Linked DNA regions of Homo sapiens: region 1 is linked to region 2. A link is an interaction called in ENCODE POLR2A ChIA-PET data of the cell type or tissue named here. Cell type or tissue: MCF 10A. All regions are shown on one strand. Region 1 overlaps CARMIL1 (capping protein regulator and myosin 1 linker 1). Region 2 overlaps CARMIL1 (capping protein regulator and myosin 1 linker 1).

Evidence for each region. Peaks named below come from ENCODE experiments on the same cell type or tissue, not always from the same donor. Only the 100,000 strongest peaks of a DNase experiment are listed, where the experiment ranks them.
Region 1: POLR2A ChIA-PET joins it to region 2 with 9 read pairs; 10 of 35 experiments call an interaction of 5 or more read pairs at or near these places.

The regions. Positions count from the first base shown.
Region 1 is chr6:25,366,036-25,368,535 of GRCh38, reverse strand. The region is part of intron 2 of CARMIL1 (capping protein regulator and myosin 1 linker 1); the gene reads right to left. The region is part of intron 2 of LOC124901281 (a long non-coding RNA gene); the gene reads left to right. Among named protein-coding and RNA genes, the nearest start is that of CARMIL1, 88 kb to the right of the region's middle. In MCF 10A, no CTCF peak of the experiment used is centred here; no DNase peak of the experiment used is centred here.
Region 2 is chr6:25,311,470-25,313,969 of GRCh38, reverse strand. All of the region lies in intron 2 of CARMIL1 (capping protein regulator and myosin 1 linker 1), which reads right to left. Among named protein-coding and RNA genes, the nearest start is that of CARMIL1, 33 kb to the right of the region's middle. RefSeq lists an enhancer at 2,367-2,500. In MCF 10A, no CTCF peak of the experiment used is centred here; DNase peaks (open chromatin) are centred at 1,049 and 1,539.

The sequences.
Region 1 (2,500 bases), 55 kb before region 2:
ATGTCTTTGGTTTCATTTGAAAACATTGATCTGTATGTAGCTGGTGCTTATCAGGAGGTGTTAGCTGTCTGTTCAATGTGCTCTAAGAGTGATGTACTGGGCTAATTTAACTCAAATAGCTTTATAATTCTGTCACAACCTCTCTGCAGCCGCCTACTTTTCCTAGGGCAGGGAAATGGAAATCATTTTAAGAAACGGAAAAAGTGTGGTTTAAGTAATTCAGCTTAGCTTATTTCCCTTGGGAAAAGGACAGTTAACAACTACTCTCAGAAACTAAGTAAGTCGTGTCTGACCTCTATTAGTTATTTAAATTTAGCCATACCTTTAACTAATAAAGAGAAGGTGTCCTAGTCAACTCCAGTAAGGATCAGGGTTCTCTGCTTCTGGCATACCAACTGATTTGAACTCTGAATTTCTCTCAGAGTTGTGCTCAGAATTTTACTGATAGTTCAGCTGACGTGGAAAGGTCTGAATGCAGCCGGGTGCGGTGGCTCACGCCTGTAATCCCAACACTTTGGGAGGTCAAGGCAGGCAGATCACTTGAGGTCAGGAGTTTGTGACCAGCCTGGCCAACATGGGGAAACCTCATTTCTACTAAAAATGCAAAAATCAGCCGGGTATGGTGGCATGTGCCTGTAAATCCCAGCTATTCGGGAGACTGAGGCAGGAAAATCATTTGAACCTGGGAGGCAGAAGCTGCAGTGAGCCGAGATCATGCCACTGCACTCCAGCCTAGGCGACAGACCGAGGCTCCGTCGGGGTTTGGGGGAGAGTCTGAATGCAGCACAGGAGAGGTGGTCTGTAGATAATGAAGCCAAGTGTGGGCTGTTTGGAAGTCAAGTGTTCACACATGGGAACCTGTCTCAAAATATGAATTACTTCCTTACTGCATTAATATTCTCCCTCCTTAACTCTTCCCTCTCCAAGTCTTACCCTCCTTACCTTCCTCTTCAAGCCTTAACAGGACTGAGTACCAGCAAGGGCACACACAGCCACATCACACACAGCTGAGTGTTCTGGGGGCACTGGTGATGTTGGTTTGCTAGCTCTCCCCTAGGAGGTCCTTCCAGACACAGCAGCAACCCCCACACTTCCTGCTCCTCAATGGCAGCCACCCTCCAAACCACTCCCAAACCCCAAATCAGCCCCAAGGAGACCAGGTCTTCACCCCACTCAGCAGCTTACATCCCACTTGACCAAACTGTCAATGACAACATTGCTTTGTTTGTTTTTTAACCAGCATCTATAGGGATACCCTCAGAATTCTTAGCACTAACAAAAAGAGCTCCAAATAGAGAAATTGAAACCAAAAGTTTACATCACAGATCCCCCTTCCACCAAAAAAGTAAATGTTATGCAGCACTAAACCACACCCCCCACATCAAAACTGCAGCACAAGCTTTCCGAACATTTGAGAGAAACCAATTTTCACAGTAGCAGCCAACATGTGAAAATACTTTTATTGCAAAATTGAAGAGTATAGTTCAGCAAATGCATACTGGAATGCTACTATGAGTAACTGCACAGGTGGTTATGCAAACACTGAACTCATGCTTCAATTTGGCAGAAGTATAAACATTTCTAGAATAGTACACAAGGTTCAGTTACCTAGATCTGCTAGTTAACTTCCTTTACCTCTGAAAGAGCTCCCCCAAAGTCAATCATTTTCCAAAAGAAAAGTCATAGTTAGAAATACATTTTAAGTAGGCAAGAAAAGAACACACTTATATTAAACTGACACAACCATTTTTAAATGAGCATCTTACCAGGGGCCAACCTGTACAGACATGATTATTCTCTTGTGTCCTGTAAGAGGGTGCTGTTACTTAACTTAATTCATACAAATCTTTAATCTTGAAAACTTTCATTTACTTGTATAATGTATAATGAGATCTAGTATGTGCCAGGCACTATTCTAAAAGGTTGGATATACAGCAGTGAGCAAAATAGGCAAAAATCCCTGCCTTCAGGAGGTTTACATTCTAGGAAAGAGAAAACAATGCATAGATACATAACGAAGACATAGGGGCATGTTCAAAGCTGATCAAAGTGTGATGGAGAAAAGTAAAGCAGAATGGGGTGAGGGTGAGGTGTTACAATTTTAAATGTCAGGCACAGACACAGAAAAAAGGTAACATTGTACAGAGATTTGAAGAAGGTGAGGAAGTGCCCCAAACTGCATGGAAATCTTAGGAAAGTTTTCCAGGCAGAGGGAATAGCTAGTTCAAAGACACTGAAAGGCCATGTATGGTGGCTCATGCCTGTAATCCCAGCACTTTGAGAGGCCAAGATGGAAGGACTGCTTGAGGCTAGGAGTTTAAGATCAGCCTGGGCAACACAGTGAGAGCACATCTCTACAATTTTTTTTTTTTTTAATTAGCCAGGCATGGTAGTACACACTTGTAATCCTAGCTATTTGGGAGGCTGAAATGGGAGGTTGTGAACCCAGTTCGAGGTTCCAGGGAGCTGTGATAGTGCCACTGTACTCCAGCCTGAGCAA
Region 2 (2,500 bases):
ACTGAACATCTAATTTTAAACTCTCATTGGACTCATCACCTCTTCCCTTCCAAGTCTCATGAGGGCCTGCTTTAGCAAAACTGACTCCATGTTTCTACATCCTGTGGTTTCTCATGCCCACTCTGAGAAGTGAAAAAAAACAGTTGAAAGGCAAGACATCAGAGAGGGAATGTTATAGGCCAACCTCCAGATAAGTGAGCTCTAAAACGCATTTATTTGGAAGTTTAAGGCATCCAATTTTTTTAAATACACCATTTCTGGTTTCTCCCAAATAACTGTATATATACAGCCTTCCCTGGGTAAAGATCTTTAAAATGCTGGCACTATTAATGTATACAAGGTCTCTGTCCTTGACTATTTGCCTGACTGCTAACTAGTTAGCGGTGGCCCTGGCCCTGCCCCTCATCCTCATGCTGCCCAGAGTCCCTCCAAATAGGTTGTAGGCTCAGTGCTCTCATCCCCCCATCTTTCTGCCCACTATGTATCTGCAGCCTTATAGGACCAAATCTATACTGGCACAAAAATATAAAATGATAAGGATAGCAACTTGAGCAGGGAAGGTGCATCAGGGAAACAGCCAGGCCTATGGGCAAGGCTGGCAGAAGAGCCAGCAATTCCTTTCTATCTGAAGAAGAAACCCGTTCTTCCAGGGCAGGCTGCAGGCGCTGTCAAGAACAGAGTGAAAGGAGGAAGAGACCCTTCTCTCCCTCTAGGCAAAACTTCAGGTCACCCATCTTGCAAAATCTAAGCTTGGTTTTTTTTTCTTAATCATTCCCACACTCGTGAAGATAACTGTGTTTACTATGTGGGGAAAATTTTTTATTTTCAAAATAAAATTATGGGAGGTAAGCTCAGCTCATCCACAGTTTTTGCAGAGTTCTTACTGGCCAATTTGGGAGAAGAGTTTCTCTGAGTTCATCACATGCTGCCATCCACTAGAGGACAGAAGCATGACTAAATGTAAACCTTGATAAAAGCTTTTTACAACTCAGAAAGGGAAACAAGGGTTTCTTCTCTCCACTCGTTCCCCTCCTCTGGTTTTTTTTTTTTTTTTTTTTTTTTTTAACTGAGTCATGCAAAGGAAATTTTAGGCACTGGCAGAACAGAGGTGGGGCATTATAGAGATCTGCCAGCTGTTTCCTTAAATAATGCAAATCTCCTTACAACGTGGCAAGACTTCAAACTGTTTTCACTAATTTCTCAGGGAAAAAAAAAAAGACAAAAGTAATCTGAAAGTGGGGGGGATGGAAAATTCCAAAAGCTACCCCATTAGTAATACTGAGTGACTGAAGGAATAAAACAATATAAACTCTAAAAAGAAAGTTTCCCCACCAGAATATTAATCTCCCAACCAAGTAAGTGACCTCAATTAAAGAGACACATTTGAGTTTAAAAAAACAAAAACAACAAAAAATGAGTTAGGAATTAAATGAAAATTCCAGCGTTATCATGGGTGTGGCCCTCAAGAAATTTACTTTCTTACATCCATGGAGTTTTGCCTTTTTACAAGCTTATGTTTTGCAATCATCCTGGCTATTTTCCCAGAAGAAAAAAAAAATTGGTGGAACAAGGGGAAGGATGTCTAAAATTTGGAAATCATCCTTGGTATCTTAACCAGGGAAAAGCTCTCAGGTCTCTTGTCTTGGGGAATATACTCCTGTACTAAAGCAGTCAAACAAAATTTCAACAAGTTTATGACAAATAGGAAGTCCAGCCTTTGGTGAGGTCGCTGTCAGGAGTTCTATAAACCTTGGGTGCTCTAAAGTTTATCTGAGCACACCCAGATGGGAGGGGGTGAGAGGAAATATAGACAGGATAGGACAAAAAGGTTTTTAATCCTTCACCTTGACAAGATGTCTTATTTTGAAAGTGTTTAATTTAGAATGTATATAATCACCAATAACTAGATTTGAAGTTCCATGAGCACAGGACAATATTTTACCCTTTTGTTGTAATCGTTGCCTCCCACAAGACCTAGCAAATGCTATATGTGATGGATGTCAAACTACTTTTATTGACTAAGAGAAAAATAATGTCCCAGCAGTTTGACAGGCGGCTAATGCCTCCTGAGACAAAATCAGTGGCTAGTAATCGAGAGTGGGATGGGAGAATTGTGTCTTCAAAATCACCTTGGAGATCACTTTCAAACTACTTATCCCCTGGCCCTCTAAGATCATGACACACCCACAAGGGTATGCCCACTTTTCCCTTCTAAACTAAGTGTGCCATTGTTTCTGATGGGTGTGTATCATATCTATTAGGTGTGTACCTTTGCAGGTTGGGGGGATGGATGGCTAATGATTTACAGCTTTTCACAATAGAACCTTCAGGGTGAGAGGAGGGGCAAGCACCTGGATCTGATGGGTGGGGGTGGGAACTGGGGCTTAACAGCTTTTACAGATCTCCATCTAATGCTCTTTTTTTCCCCCGCTCTATATATCCTACAGCCTTATGCAAGACCTAGAGCTTCCAAATCCTGAACTTTTCTGGAGTTTTATGG